Linked DNA regions of Homo sapiens: region 1 is linked to region 2. A link is a loop called in an ENCODE intact Hi-C map of the cell type or tissue named here. Cell type or tissue: heart right ventricle. All regions are shown on one strand. Each heading gives the region's core, and the rest is flanking DNA. Links, peaks and the distances in the headings are about the cores only.

Region 1 (8,339 bases), core at 46-8,045, 140 kb before region 2:
TTTGAGAGAATCACCTATAAACCTCTCAATGGCATATAAGCAACACAGAGTCTTTCACCTCTCCTCACTGCCCCTGGCAAGCCCCATCTGCCCAGAGGAGCACTTGTTCACAGAGCAGAGCTACCTCAGAATCTCCAGCAACTCCTCACAAAGTTAAACATAGGATGACCATATGACCTAGCAATTCCACTGCTAGGTATATGCCCTCAAATAATTAAAAATAAAACAGATATTTGTACACAAATGTCCACAGGAGAACTATTCACAATAGCCAAAAGGTGGAAACAACCCAAATGTTTATCAACAGATAAATGGATAACAAAAAACAGTATATTCATACAATGGAATATTATTCGGCTGTAAAAAGGAATAAAGCACTCGTACGTGCTGCAATATGGATGAACCTCTGAAACATTGTGCTAAGTGAAAGAAGTCAGACACAAAAGGCTGCAAATTGTATGACTCCATTTATATGAAACATCCAAAATAGGCAAATCCATAGAGACCGAGAGCGGATGAATAGTTGTCAAGGGTTGTAGGGACGGGAAAGGGTCAGCTTCCTGCGCCCAGCGTTTTACTCAGGGGTGATGACAATGTTTGGAGTGACAGTTGCACAACATTGAGAATGTAAGCAGTGCCACTGAGCCGCACACTTTAACATGGTTAATATTATGTTACATGGATTCCACGTCCATGAGAAAATAATCCCAATGACACTGTGCTCCCTGGGGGCTCTGCCCTTCAGCTGGCAGAGGGCAGCGTGGCCCCCGGGCCTGGGAAGGGAGGGAAGGGAACCTGTTCATGGGTCCCCGAGAGCCCTCAGGGACCACGCTGCAGGCCTCCTGGGTGGGATCATTCTTTACGTTGTCCAGTGGTTATTTCCAAGTGGACCTATTCGACTCTCTAAATCACTTTCTTGAGTGCAAGAGAGTAAAGGGCAAAAGTTACTCCTTTCCTATTCTTTAAATTGCCAGGATCAATAGGCACCATTGATTTGAATTGAGAAATAGTTTCCAGGTAACATTTAGGAAGAATCATTGAGATCAGCACATGGAGAGTGACCGTCTGCTGCCCTCTGAGGGGACAAGCCTTTGGGGTTCTAAACTTCTAACCACCTCTGCTGGCTGTGTGGCCAGAGTCAGTGAAGCTGAGGTATCATTTGGAGAGATCATGGCAGCTTCTGCCCGTGAAAGGTAACAATTGGCCAGTCTGGTCCTCAAGCAAGCAGATGAGCCTTCATACCCTAAACTATACTGAGGGGCAGGAGCTCCAGGAGAGTCTGGATGCAGCCTCCATCCCTGATGGTCTTGCGCAGGGGAGGTCTTGTCTCTGAACAGTGGTCAGCTCCCGGGAGTGCTGGGGCTACCCCGGGTCTCCTGCTTGTGTTTGTCTGTCCATCAGAAGCTCAGCTGCAAGGTAGAGCCGAGGCCCCGTGGAGCTCTGGGCTAAGGCCCCTTTCTGAGTGATCTTCCTGCCACCACTCCTGGGGACACTTGCCTTGGAAGGAACCTGACCCTCTCCTTCAAGTCTTTGTCCCTGGCATTAGGCTGAGCGATAAGAGGCAGGGGCGACGCCATGCTCAGGGCAGTTCACGTGGATGACTCCCTGGCCTGTGTCTTTCTGCTACCATTGGGAAGAACAGCTGGTCTCAGAAGAGAAGCCGGTTTCCAGCCCAACACTTGAGGAAGGATATTAAAAGGAGAAAAAAAAATTATGTTGACTCCAAATGTCCTATTTTAGTTAGACAGCACACGAATAGGATTGGGGGACAGCATTGATCTTTTACTTATAATGCAGAACATTCAATGGATGGCAAAAATGCTTTTAAAAGGGGCCCATGGAACACTTTGAAAATATTAATTAGTGTGTTGAAGCATTCTGCATAGCATATCATAGTGAAACTGCTCCAGGGGGTTGCTCAGAATGAATTATTAATAAGAATCCCTCTCTCCCCCATGCTTCACACCCTGATTTTATGGGAGTTGGCGTGGATTGGGGTGTCTGTTAGATTCATTTGCTGCTCATTTCACACAAGTGGGGAGAGGTCTGTGTCATTGGGGTCACCCATGTTTGGGGCTCTTATGTCTGGAAAAGAAGACATACCCCAAAACACCAAAAACACACCCCGGAGGGGCAAAGGCAAGAAGAAGCCAGTGCTATCAGTGGCTGTGCTGGGCTAGGTACTTTATATACCAATTGGAAAACAAATGTCATGGCTGTGGGTGTGAGTGTTCCATTTCCTAAAGATTCAAGTCCGAAGGAGGGTGGCAGAGTCCAGGAAGCAGCAGCTCTTCAGACGAATCAGAAAAAATTCAGAGGCTTCTTTCCTCTGATCCCCACTTTGCCTGTACAACCCGTGAAAGAGGTCACCATTCCCTTCCCAGTGGATCTCAACTGTGTTCACTCAGCAACAGCAAGAGTTCACCAAAGCTTACCAAAATATCACACCCCCTAAACAAGTAAGCAGTCAGACTCTAAGCTGAGAGTGAAACCTGCTTTTTCCTGTTTTACTAAACATAGATTTGTAGAAATAGAAACATATTAGTAAAGGCATTTTGCTTTAAAATTCTAAACTAATCCAATCAAGGATCATAGAAATAATTATAGTTGTGCAAAATTGAACAATGAGGATTGGGGGGTTAATCTAGTTATTATGGGCATTCCTTGCATTGGAAATAAGCCAAAGCGTGCATTCACAGGGATGCCTTAGACAGCTCCTAGTTTTTCTGCTTTTGTTCCTTCCCCATCCCCCATTTGTTTCACACTTAGAATTTATGGACATCATATTTTTTTCTCTTTAAAAGTAATGTGCAGATAGGTTGCCGAGAAAAAAGCAAAAAAAAAAAAAACTATTTCTGAAATGATTGAGATTTTCAACATTATGGAAATGTAGGTAATCAGATGAAATAGTAAATTTTCCACTTTAGTTTTATTGGAGTCTACTGTTTTCAGGATGTAAAAGAAATGGCCTTTCCAGTTTAAAAATGAATTAGTAGACTGGACTTCTTTGTGTAATAGGTTTTACTAGGATAACTCTGGTCTACTGGGCCATGTATTTCCCCCCAAAAGTTTGAGGTGTCATGTTGGACTCCTTTGTTTTCCCTTCCAGGGAAAACCACAAGCCATAAGCTTAACTGGAATTTTCATGTTGACAACTTGTGCAATTATGAGAGGAGCGGGTCATTAGCAGTTGACTGTGCTCTGGCAGGGAGGGAAGCCAAGAGCTGTGCAAGTCTTCTGAATCAGCCGCAACAGCGCCTCTGCTTTTTATGAAGTTAAGAGCATGACAGATCTTCCTGAGGAAACCATCCTCGCACGCTTGCGGACGTTATTGGCGCCACGTCCTCTCCAGTGGGTTCTGTAGCCAACTGATTAATATTTTCAGCATGTAGACGACCTCCAGTCCTTCTGAGGCAAATTTCTCTCTCTCCATCCTCCTTTCCCCATGTCTTTCCTCTTGGAAAAAAAAACACAAAACAAAAACCACAAGGCTTCCCCGCAAAAGGTCTCTATAAAATTTTATATCCCTGGTGCATTATTATTATTTTATTCACTTCATTACATCAGAATGAAGCCCAGTTTTCAAAGGAAAAAAAATGAGCTCTGCAAATGGTTGAAACAATATCTGACCTCCGCCCGGTGGCGTCTGATAAGGTTTCTGCTTTTTGGAGAGAGTGACATGGTCGGCCAGTGGGCAGAACCCGCTGTCGAGCTCTGAGCGAGAAAGGGAAAGGAAATGAACCTGCCATCGGCCGCCACGGCACCCACTCCACACATGGACAAAGGAGTCTGCAGTGAGCAGTGGTGTGTGTCCTGGAAGGGGCCTGCTAGAAATTTGAAGTTTTATTTTTATTTATTGTTTGGTGATGATTTAAACACCCCATGGTGCCGAGTCATAAACAGAAAGAAAGCCCACATTTGGCTTTTGTTATCAGCTAGGAGAATTAAGGGTATTTTTTTCCTTGACTTTTTTTTTTTTTTGAACAGCCCCAGTGCCTTGGCCGGCTTCCAGTTCAGGTAATTACATTCTGTCTTCCTAAATTCCCTGGTAGCTCCAATTGGGCTAGCTGCTCTTCACTCCCTCCTGGAAGCTGATGAGCGGGTGCCTGGCGTCGAATGGGGTGGCATTCCAATAGTGGGTCCCAAGGTGTTCTGCTGGAAATGCACTTCGAGCAGATTCTGCATGCAGGGCTTGTGTGCAAATGGAAGTAGGATTATTTATTACGCTTTTCCATCAGCAGCTGCCAACCCGAAACTATCTCTGAATGACATTTTAAATATGAAGGCCAGGGTCATTAGGATGATTACATACAAAGGTCCATTTTGTTCACCTTTAAAATTATTGGGGAACTGAAATCGGAGTTGGGGAGCGAGAGGAAGGGTAACACATCCCATAACAGGGATGCTTCATTTGCCACAAAATGGCACTTTTTTTTCCTGTGTACTTTTTTGCTATGTCTTGATTATAATTGAGGATTTTGGGGCTTTTTGTTTTTGCTTTTCAAAGATGAATGGGAATAGGAGCATTTTCCATTTTTAAAAATAAAATTACATCCCTTTTTTAAAAAGTCTGAGATTCAATTCATTTAAAGGTAATCCTTCCAATACTTATTGAGCACCTACCATGTACCAAACGTTGCTGAAGGTTTATTTTGGCCACATAAGCACTTATTGATTTTATCTTTTTCATTTATATTTATTTTAATTATGGATATCAATATGTTTTTCAAAAAACAATGGAAATAATTTCCATAAAGTAGCATCTGTATTGGTAATCAAAGTATGAAATAACATGCTCCTGTTTACACAGTATGTAATAATGCCTTATGTAGACAGCTGATTTTTACTGAAAAATGCTTCCCAAGATTGAAATCAATATATGCCACAAAACAGAATTTAGGATGTATTCTGGAAGACGAAAAAGAAGATCTGATGTATAAAAATCACTTTCATTTTACACATGAACATAAGTAAAGTGATCCTTTTTCTAGTTACCATTAGAGATTGAGGAAACTGCTCCTATTGTCAGTTCTGTTTGTTTCATAATTTCTACCAAACAAGCCTATGAAGGTTTAGTAGGCTGTGCTTCTGAAAGAGATCAGTTTTGATACCCTGGGCATCTGCCTGACTTATAGTCCTATCTGAGTTCTTTCCACATACCTGACAGCAGACAGATCTTCCCGGCACCTTTAATTTTTATTTTTTATTAGCTTTCATTTTTCCAGCCCTGTATTATTCCACCACTAGGTGCCATAAATTGATGGCACTATCCATTTATGTGGCATGACCAAAGCCAAGCCGATGAAAACTACGATCATGCTTGACGTCCAGTCCTATCATCCTGTGTTAGATAATAATTTCTTTTTGCCCTTTTACTCCCCTATAGAGCCATTCTTTATAAAGCATTGAGTCAAGGCAGATATTAAACAACTCAATTCAGTACTCTCGTTGGGGCTTGTAACTCTAGCGAATTGCATTTTTTCCTAATTACAGGAAAAATAGCAAATTGGCAAACATCAGGAAGTGGGTACACCTCCTCTGATTTACAAGGAAGAGTGTAAGGTGACTTTATAGCTCAGGAATTCAGTGAAATAAATTTATGGTTAGAAAAATTCATGTTCTTTATGTGATGAAGGTCCTTTAACTTTTAACACGCTTCTCCAGTTAAGCTGAGCAGGACTCACACGGAAATGGCTGTCTACAGCTGCCGCAAATTGATTTATCCCCAGATAATTGTCAGAGCTGCAGACCAAATTGTTAGAAAGAAACAGTTCTTTAATTTCAGTGTTTGCGGCTGTCTATATATTGTTTATGCAGATTCCTGTTGTGTATGAGCAGAGATTTGTGGTGGCCTAACTATTCCGGGCAGTCAGGGTAATTCTCTCCAGCCCAGAGGGCCCACACTGTTGATGGCAGCCCGCTGTCACCCCACTGGGGAGTGGTCTCTGAACACCTTTCCCGCAGGATTTTGCCACTTACTTCAACTCCTTCCTTTGTGAGTTTCTTCATTTGTGAAATCCTTCAGAGTCAAGTGATCTGTGTGAGAAACTGTGGAGTCAATGTCTACAGCAATACTAATTTGTGTTTGGAAAATTATATCTTGAGAATCTGCTGAAATTGTTTGCATCGTGAGAGGGAAGGATTCGCTCCATTTGAGTCATATCCCTGGGATGGCAGAGGCATTGCCCCAACCTTGATATTGTCATTGCCTCTCTGGGGCTTCCTAGCACAACTCTGCAGCTCTGGAAGCTGAGTGACACACCAGTTAATGTGGAGATGTGTATCTTTATTCAATAAATATTTCCTGAACCTACTATGTGCAAAGCCAGGAAAATAAAGCAGACAAGTCCTCTGCCCCCTCAGAATTTATAATAGATTGAGAAAGATAGAATATAAAATAAATGAATGATTGCATAATTAATGACCAGTTGTGATAGGCACACCAAAGGAAAAAATACAAGGAGTTTTAAGAGGGAAAACAGTGTTGCCTGCTGCAGGGGGCTCAGAAAGTGATGGCATTTGGCACCTAGCACTCTCTGCTAAGTTCTCTCGGCCATCACCTTTTTCTTTCAGCACAAAGAGTCTTGTGCAGACACTCCTGAGAAGGGGACGGGTCACAGGCTTGTCAGCATGAGGCTCAGCGGGGCTTAGCCCACTCTGGAGCCTGTTCCCCTTCCCAGGCTACCACGTGTCAGCGCTGGTCATCTGGGCTCTCTCCTGCCCCTGGCAAGGACTGGTCATCTGCAGCTGTGCACTCTTTGGGGGGCACCAGACCTCATGTGGAACTGCCCCTGCCCCCAAGACCCTCCCACCACGATGCTGCTGCTCATCCCGGCTGGTTTCCACCCTTGGGGGTGGGGCGAGACTTGCCTCTTTCCTCGGTAACTAGTTGCCCAAGCTTGGACCCTCTTCTCCGGCTCCTGGTCCAGATGAAGTAACGAACTCCTCTGGTCTCCTGCATGTAAGATTTGATTGTCCACTTTTTTAGAGTTTTAAGCCTAGATGTTTGTGTCTGATCTTTTTCTGGGTAGTTGGGGCCAGAGGCAGGGAAGTCTAAAATGTTTTCATTTCTTAATATAGCTTTCTCCTAGAGAAAATACTCACAAATATAATCAATACCAAAATAAAAATATATTAACAAAAAATGAGTTTCTAATAAAAAGGTAAAAAAAGCAAAAAATTACTCTAAAATAACTGAATTTTATGAATATTTTTCTTCTAATAAAGCTACTCGGGAGGCTCAGGCAGGAGAATGGCGTGAATCCGGGAGGCAGAGCTTACAGTGAGCTGAGACGGTGCCACTGCACTCCAGCCTGGGAGACGGAGCGAGACTCCGTCTCAAAAAAATAAAATAAAATAAAATAAAGATTTAAAAATTTAAGATAAAAACTCAGATACATAGACAAATAAGAATTGCATATAACTGAGGAACAAGGAGGCTCTGTCATAAGGGACTAATTTAGTTTTTCTTTCAGTTCAGCAGTGTTTATTGAGCATCTACTATGAGAAAAGCACTGTTACCTTTCTCTGTCCCTCCCTTTCCTCTTCTCTCCTTGAAGACTGAATAGGACTTTACTGGAAGGCAAGCTGGGGAGAAAAGCACTCCAGCTAAGGAGTCGCTGTGCCAAATGCTGAGGGCCAGGGTCTGGGATAACTGGAGAACAGTGAGCCGTTTGCCAGGTGGTTCCCTGGGCAGCCTTAGAGGCGAATGTTTCCGAAGCCTTTCTAGAACCTTCGACACTCACCTGTCCCTTGTATCATTGCCCCTGGGCTTGTCTGCTGTAGGCTGGGTGCAGGACAATTCTGTAAAGAAATGCCAGTGCATGTCGGCGTCTTCAGGGTGGTGACCACACAGTGACTGTGACCTTAGATGAAGGAGGATGCCTCGGAGCAAGTGACCGTGGTGGCACCTGCCCACCCACCTTGTGTGGGGCTGCCTTTCTGCTGGACACACTTGATCCATGCTGTACCGGGAAGGCAGCCATTGTGGAGACTCAGTCACTCACTCAGCAAAGGTTTGTGGGACCGCGTATGACCATGGAAGACGCATCACACCATCCTGTCGTCCTGAGCAAATTCGTGCCTAACAGAGAAAACACTGAAACCTTCGCGAATGTTTGCTTGGCTTTTTATTATTTAGTGTATTTATATTGGACTTTTCCAGGAGATCTGTGGTTGAAATTGCTTGGCACCCAATAAAAAATTATTTTCACCTTAGTTCACATTTAAAAAATCATTTTCACCTTAGTTGTTCACTTTTATGCCAAAGCTCATGTGAATTGCTATTTCTGTGATCAATTGAAATATATTTCATTTTTCTTTCCTACCTAATGTCTAGA
Region 2 (8,339 bases), core at 260-8,259:
AGAATCTTCAGAATCTTTGGATTTTTTTTTCTCTTCACTTATTAAGGAATGCAGAGATATCTCTCCAGGTCTGGTAAGTGGATATAAAGAGATTCGGTGAATTCCACCTTTCCTGGTGCTACAAAATGCTCATCTCATACATTAGGCCCGACTAGGAGTGGACATAAGTGTGTTCTAAGAGGCGAGCTGCTTCCACCTCAAGGGGTGGGGGGGGAGTGCTGGCCAATTCCAACAGGTGGATTCCTTTCTCAATAATTTCCTTCCCCCAGTAATCTGTCAATTATCCCCTTTTCTAGCAGTGATCTAGCACCTTCTCTGCACAGTACCCACCACTGTGTGCTGAGCTTAAAAATAAGGCAATGATGGCTCTTGCCTGCATGGAGCTTAGATGACGGTAGAACAAACACATATTAAATAACTAATTACATAATTTAGTTGTACAGTTCAACAGCTCATGAGAGCTACTACACAATGGGATAAGCTTTAATACCCAGCTTTCTGCTCTCCATCATGGCCTTTGCTGCTGGGACAAGGTATGGATTATTTTATTATTATTATTATTATACATCATAGTATTTAAAGTGTGGGGATTCTTGATGGAAACAGAATTCCTTCCAGGACACTATAATCAGTCCGTAGCTTCAGTTAGGAGTTCTCTTCTCTGATGTATTTTTGCTTTGAGATGCTGTTGAACAAACCATGGGTCCTTCCACTGGAAGGCATTTTCCCAAAATTTTGATTGCGAGAGGAACGGTGTCTTCCAGTGGATGTTCCCTGGATGTGCCTGGTGTCACCTGCAGGTTCTGCTCCCACCTGGCCACTGCAAGGGGTATGCGGGGGGTGGGGCATCACACACACCTTTCATTGTTAGTTCCCTTTAGGACTTTTGGTGGTGTTTTGGTGAGATAAGTAAACAATGGAGCTGAAATCACCCTTTTCCTCAAATATTTTGCTATTTTATTAAACTTAAGTGCATGCAGTCACCATCTCCATTGTTACCAAAGATGGTAACTTGGGAAGATTTCTAACAGAGCTGTAGAGAGGAAGTAACTGTGGACAGGAAGTTAGGGGATTGTGGTTCCTGTCCTGCCTTTTCCTCCACTAGCCCTTTGTCTCTTCCTTTCTCTGGGTCTCACTTCACTCTTTCTAAAAGGGGGTAGTTGATCTAGGTACTAAAACCAGAAAACGTCTGAAATATTTTGTAATTTATAGGATAAGGAGACTATTAGAATGAAAGTCTCATGTTGGGAGAACAGAAGAGGAACAGAGCAGTCAGAAAAGGCAGAAAAGGGAGGGGAAGAGGGAAGGACAGCTGAAGCTAAAAGGCCACACCCAGAAAGAGGAGGAGCAGAGGAGTGGTGGTGGGTGGCACGCATGATTCCCAGTGGAAACAGCATGGAATGCTGATGCACTGGTGCATGGAATGTTTTAAGACAAAGGTCACACATTCTACAGAATCAAGGTTGATTGCCTTCCCATCTGCCTTGTTTCTGGTGGGACTGTCAGATGCATGATATCATCAATGACAATGGAAATGGTGTGTTATTCCTCCCTTGCCCTCTCTTTTGGCAATGCTTTGTGTTGGGACAAGGAGGCAACATTTTCCATTTACTGTAGATGCTTTACATCTGTCACTTCTGTGAGGGTTTGTCTTGCCCTTCATGGATGTTGCCGTGTTTGCTATAGAAAGTGGAGGTTTTGAATCAACATTTCTGTTAACCCAGGGATCATTGCTTTCAATACATAATTATTCATTGTGCTCTATTAGAAAATCTTTTTATTTGCTAAAAATGTTTGAAAAAGAATATGCCCTAGAGTCTTTCTGCAGAACCATCCTGTTTTTCTGGTGCTGTCTGTTTGGCCTCCGTGGGGTGGTTGCTGGGTGCCTTTGTCTTTGCAGTGATTATGTAGATAGATGAGGATGGTGGGGGGATTTGGTGGTTCCTACGGTTATGTTGTACTGCTCAGAAGGTCCCATGACCTAGACTGGGGAGCAGTAAGCTACTGAATAATGTTCTTGACACTTGGAAGAGGCCTCAGCAAATGTGGTCAGTTAGTTTAGCCCTGGTCCCCAAGGGTAGCATCCCTTTCCTTGACTGGCTGCTTTCTCAAAGTGTGTGTCACTATCCCTGCTGTGCATGGATTGCTGAAACCCACCCTCCCTGGCTTTTCCCTGCAAATAGTTCTAGACTGACAGGCAGAAGGTGCAAGTGAGGCAGGGGAATAGGGCCCAGAGGCAGGGAACCTAAAGACTTCCCAGAACTAAATCAAATGGAAACACCTCAGCTATGAGAGAAATACCCTCTTTACATAGGGCATACGCGGAATAAATTACTTTGTACCTTTACTTGCTCCTCTTCATTTACATAGGGTGTAAACGAAGTAAGTAACTTTGTAATTTAACTTTAGCCTCTTCATTTACATGGGCATACACCAAGTAACCAATGGAAACCTCTAGAGGGTATTTAAACCCAGAAAATTCTGTAAGTAGGCCCTTGAGCCACTTGCTCAGCTCACTCCCACCCTTTGGAGTGTGATTTTGTTTTCAATAAGTCTCTGCTCTTGTTGCTTCATTCTTTCCTTGCTTTGTTTGTGTGTTTTGTCCAATTCTTTATTCAAAACGCCAAGAACCTGGACACCCTCCACCCAGTAACACCAGGACTTATGTGAACTTGGACACTCTCCTCCACTGCTTAGCTTGGGAGTGGGAGTTACTGTACCTCTCTTAAGCTCAGTTTCTCCATCTATGAAAATGAGGTAGTCAATGGGGTCATTTCTAAAAATGTCTGTGATTCACCTTCCCTACTAATGTCTGTGATTCACCTTCCCTACAATGCTAAAGAAAGCCATTAGCAGTGTTAAATTTATATCACTATTTCTTCATGAAAGAGGAGATTGAAATGATTGTTTGGGAGGTGCATCATGTTGAGTCTGACAAGGCTGACCAGAAGGCCGGCCTGTTGACTAAGGCCAGTCAGACCTGAGTCTGCGATCTCTAAGCAGGGTCACTGCTCAGCAGAGGCAACTCTGTTCTGTATCTGACAACTGCACTCTAAGGAGATTTGAGCAAGAAGGGAAGCACAAGAGAGACAGAAATTAAAAATATGGAAAATAGAAAAGGCTGTTGAGAGAGAAAAATCAATGAAAGTCCAACCATAGTTATACACAACTCACCTGTTCCCCAGATGATGGACTTTCTCGGTTTTAGGGAAATTTGTATGCAACCAACTCACATCAGAAGCTTTAAAAAGCCATTAATTTCGGCATTATTTTTCTATTTCAAAACCAAAGTGAGGATTATAAACAGTTTAAAGAGCTTTAAAATGCTAGCACCGTTCATCAGAGACCCCAGTGAATACCCAGAAGAATATGAAAATGGACAAGGTTCTGTTTCATTCCTGAAAGCTCCCTGAACCTTCTACTTTTTCATGCCTTGATGTTGGTGCCTATGAAAAGCAACTGTCCCCTGAGGTTCCCGTAAGGGGCTTCAATGGAAGTCAAGCAGAGTGGGTGAAGGAACAACACTGACTTGAGTTCTCTCTGTGTTTCTGATGGTAGGAAAAAAACTTCTAGATTATCTCACAAACACATAGAAAACATAAAAAGAGGCAAAATTATGCAGAAGCATATAAATTATGTAGATGATGGAAAGCCTATGCAAAACATGATATGTGCACATAATAGCATATTTCCCCTGGGGCTAATTGCATCCTTTGGGTACCTTTTGAAGCATCTGAATATTCAGAAGAAAGCAAATTTATTATAATTTGAAAAATACCACAATAAATAAGGCTGAAAGAATAACGCACATTGTATTGGAAAGGGGAAACTCACAATCTGGCCATTTCCCCCAGTTTGACCAAAGCGTGGAGTTACCGAATGCAGTCAAACCTTGGTGATACGATTCATGGGAGTGTTTCTTTTTCTTCCATAGTTTCTTCTCCCAGGTAGACAAGTTGTGCAAAATCCATTCACTCATTCAACAAATATTGATCTGTCGCCATGACAGCATTCCTTCACATTTTTACCATCCAAAAAATATTTCCTGAGACCTGTAACATGCCCAGCAGTGAGCTATCCCTTGGTGGAGCTTGTGACATAGTATGACAGAGAGGCTGAAGGAAGGGAGAAAGACCACATGTAGGAGAACTAACAGGGGCTGTTTATTCAGAGCTCAGAGCTATGGCAAGGGGGTTGGCCACTGTCACTTGTGTCTGGCAGAGACTCCAAGGCAGGCGGAGGAGTGGGGAAGCTTTGTGATGGAAACGGAGGCTCCAGGGGCACCCTGGGTGTGGGCTGTTAGCCTCGGAGAGCTGAAGGGCACTCATTAGAAGAAGATCCATTTGGGGAGCACATTTGGCTTTCCCTGGCTGGTCCTGAGTTGGAAACAGGAGTAAAAATAAAGGAAATTGACAGATATCAACAAAGTCTTTAGCGTTTGCGGCCAACTGCTACAGAGGTTGAGGGTTAGAGTTCTATTTTTATAGATGGTTTGGCCATTGTTTGTTTTCTGTTCAGTTTCCTAAGTCTAATCACCTGATAATTACTTGTGGGGCTTTGAAGGCACAGGAGAGGGCCTCCTGCAAAGGACGGAGCCAACGTGGTGTATCCAAGGCCTCGTATTAGTCAGCTCCAGCTGCCGTAACAAAGTGCCACAGATGGGGGCTTCAACAACACAAATTGTTTGTCTCACAGAGGCCAGAAGTCCAAGATCAAGGAGTCTGCAGAGTTAGTCCCTTCTGAGCACCCTGAAGGAGTAGCTGGAATGCGTGGATGGTTTTAAATCTAGATCTATTCCAAGCCCATCTTCTGGCTTCTCACAGCCTCAGGCGTCCGATCCTTGGCTTGTACATGCTGTCACCCTGTGTCTTGCCATCATCTTCCCTCTATGCATGTTATCTTTGTGGCCAAATGTCCTCTTATAATAAGGACACTAGTTATATTGAATTAGAGCTCATTCTAGTGGCCTCATCTTAACTTGATCATCTGCAAGAAATGCAAATAAGGTCACATTCACAGGTCTTGGGGGTTAGGACTCCAACATTACTTCATGGACCCAATTCCACCCACAGTCCACCGAAAGGGAGTTTGCCCAGTTAGGGCCTGGAGTTCAAGGCAGACGAGCCTAGAGGAGCAGGAGGGGCCTGAAGGACCCTCTCTCCTCTAAGGGTGGTGCAGTGTGGTCACTTGAGAGCTGGCAGGAAGCATAGGATCCCCAGACACCCTGGAACAATTCTACCGGAATCTGCATTTAAGGGGTCCCTGCCATCCCCATGACTTAATTTGTCTACTTAAACAGGTTAAGAAGTCTTAATGGAGATACTGTACGGAACTTGGGAAAACTAGGAAATCGTTTTGAGCAGGGACTGGGCTGGCACTTTTTAAAAAGTCAGTTCTTGTACTTAGCACTGCAAAATAGTTTGTATCTATGAAGGATATTCTATCCTAAACCAGCATTCTTCATTAGAACTATTTGAAACTTTTCACCCATAAGAGCTGGGTGGGGACCTTCCCTCCCCAACTCGGATCACCAAGGACAGCTGGAATAGGGAATCACGAAAACACGACATGTCGGTGTCTTCAGGATATTTACAAAGAGCAGTGCACACAGAGTCGATGCTGTCCATCTCAGGAGCTTGCTCTTTGTACCTGAGTTAGACACAGTCCAAGATTTAAAACCATCCATGCATTTCATCCGAGGAGTGGGAGAAATCTGCCTTGCCAGTTGAATTTTAGAGGACATTTCAAAAGAAGCACCTGAGGAAAGGAGCCACCTTCCCTCAGAATTTCCCATCCACTCATCCTGCCCCCAACTCTTCCAGGCTGTGAGAGTCTAGGCCAAAACTGGCGGCCAGATGGAGTTGTCTCCAGCCACCTCTCCTTAATGGCATACAGCCATGTTCTGAATGACGATGTTTTGGCGAACCACTGACCACATGTACTGTGGTAGGTCTCATAAGATTAAAATGGAGCTGAAAAATTCCTATCACCTAGCAACGTCATGGTCATCAGAACACAGCACAACACATTGGTCATGTGTTTGTGGCAATGCTGGTGTAAACAAACCCGCTGCACTGCCAGTCAGGTAAAAGTGCAGCACAAATGATGTCCAGTACCTAATCCTTGATAATGATGATAAACGACTATGTTACTGGTTTATGCATTTACTATACTATACTTTTTGTTGTTATTTTAGAGTGTACTCCTATTTATTAAAAGAAAAGTTAACTGTGAAGCAGCCTCAGGCAGGTACTTCAGGTGTTCCAGAAGAGGCCATTGTTATCAAAGTCTTCTGTGACGGGTTTGCAGCTCCATGTCTCTTATTGCCCCTCAAGAACTTCCAGTGGGACAGGACGTGGAGGTGGAAGACAGGGATATTGATGATCCTGACCCCGTGTAGGCCTAGGCTAATGTGTGTGTCTGTGTCTTAGTTTTTAACAAAAAAGTTTAAAAAGTAAAAATAAAATAAAATAAGAATAGAAAAAAGCTTTTAGAATAAGGCTATAAAGAAAGAAAATATTTTTGTATAGCTGTATGATGTGTTTGTGTTTTAAGCTAAGTGTTATAACAAAAGAGTCAAAAAATTAAAAAGTTTATAAGGTATAAAAGCTTACAGTAAGCTAAGGTGAGTTTATTATTAATGAAAGAATTCTTTCAAATAAATTAAGTGTGGCTTAATAGTGCAGTGTTTATAAAGTCTAAAATAGTTTACAGTCATGTCCTAGGCCTTCACGTTCACTCACCACTCACTCACTGACTCACCCAGAGCAACTTCCAGTCCTGCAGGCTCCGTTCATGGTAAGTGCCCTACACAGGTGCACCATTTTTTCTTTTCTACCATTTACCTTTTCTAGGTTTAGATACACAAATACTTACCATTGTGTTACAATTGCCTACAGTGTTCAATACAGTAACACATTGTACAGGTATGTAGTCTGAAGCAATAGACTATACCATATGGCCTAGGTATGTAGTAGGCAATGCCATCTAGGTTTGTGTAACTTCACTCTGAGATGTTCACAAAAAGATGCAATCACCTAGCAACGTATTTCTCAGAATGTGTCCCCATCATTAAGTGAGAATGTGGAGAAGTATGTGCATACATATACACATATACTTGTGTATGCGTGCACACACACACACACATACACACTGTCTTTGCTGATTTACACTTGAATCAGAAGCTTAAGTGAAGCATAAAAATGTCTAGGCAAGCCATGGTTGGTTTACCGTTGTTCCAGGGTTGAGATCTCAAGATGACCGTGTTTTCTGGGTGCAGGTGAGTGACTCCTCCTTGTCCCACTTGGTCGGGCTGGCTGTTAGCATCCAGGGTGAACATTCCTGATGCTTTTCAGTGGACAAGAGAGCTGATGGCCTCTGTGATAGTTGATGGCCCCACAAATGGGCCATGGCTTTACACAGCCAGTGCCGCCTGCAGAGAGTGGAATTTTCCAGGCAGTGATGATAAACAGACCCTCACTGCTTGAAGATCAGAAAAGGTACTTAAGGTTCTCCTCATCTTGGAGCAAATGTCTGCCTGCAGAGGCTGGGAAGTTAATTAATCAACAGCTGACATTTAGCTGTGAATGTCCTTGGTCACTGGCAAAGAGAAAGCAGAGCCCTGTGTACTAGGAACCCTGTGTGCATGAAGCCTTGTGTGCACACACAGCCCTGTGTGCACACATAGCCAACGCTGTGCGCACAGAGCTGTGGGCTGTGAGAGTACAGGCAGATCCTGATTCTACTGCTTCTCTGATGGAAACCAGGCAGCATAACTCAGTCCAGAATTATTGATGACATACCTTAAAAAAAAAAAGGCTGAAGCCTTTCTCTGAGGAGCTCGAATGTCCCCAAAGTAAAAAGCTTGACTACTTCTTCCTTTCCAGTTGTGATGAAAATGGGGATTAGTGGGATGTTAGAGGCAAAACCTCATCTATGAAGTTATGAATGAATAATTCTAATTTCTTTCTGAGTTCTGAGAAATCAGTTTGTTTTACATAGAAATGCAATATGTTCTTGATCTCTATGTATGCGATTAGAATTTTTCCCTCTACTTGGTATTTGTTTCGTTACCGAATGAAATTTTGAGCTTATATTTTTGGATATATTTCACCTCATGCATTTCAATGTCTGTTTTCTCCAAATCTCTGCTTCTAAAGAACACTTCAACCCTATCTTTTTTTCATACTAGCTTTAGAATGTGGAGAAGTAGGTGGAGATGCTTTCTTTAAGATTCCGACTCTCATTGGAGCAGACACTCCACCATCTCATGAATGTATTTGGAGGAATGTGCCAATTTTTAAGATAAATGATGATTGCTTAGTGCCGCTAAGAAAAAA

What was found. Peaks named below come from ENCODE experiments on the same cell type or tissue, not always from the same donor. Only the 100,000 strongest peaks of a DNase experiment are listed, where the experiment ranks them.
Region 1: a loop joins it to region 2, with 2.4 times the contacts of the local background. A loop is called at or near these places in 10 of 110 quality-filtered maps.

What each region holds. Positions count from the first base shown.
Region 1 is chr10:128,271,907-128,280,245 of GRCh38, forward strand. No RefSeq gene overlaps it. Among named protein-coding and RNA genes, the nearest start is that of LINC01163, 9.9 kb to the right of the region's middle. In heart right ventricle, for the core only: no CTCF peak of the experiment used is centred there; a DNase peak (open chromatin) is centred at 3,256; H3K27me3 peaks cover 4,966 bases.
Region 2 is chr10:128,410,434-128,418,772 of GRCh38, forward strand. No RefSeq gene overlaps it. Among named protein-coding and RNA genes, the nearest start is that of LINC01163, 130 kb to the left of the region's middle. In heart right ventricle, for the core only: no CTCF peak of the experiment used is centred there; no DNase peak of the experiment used is centred there; H3K27me3 peaks cover 271 bases.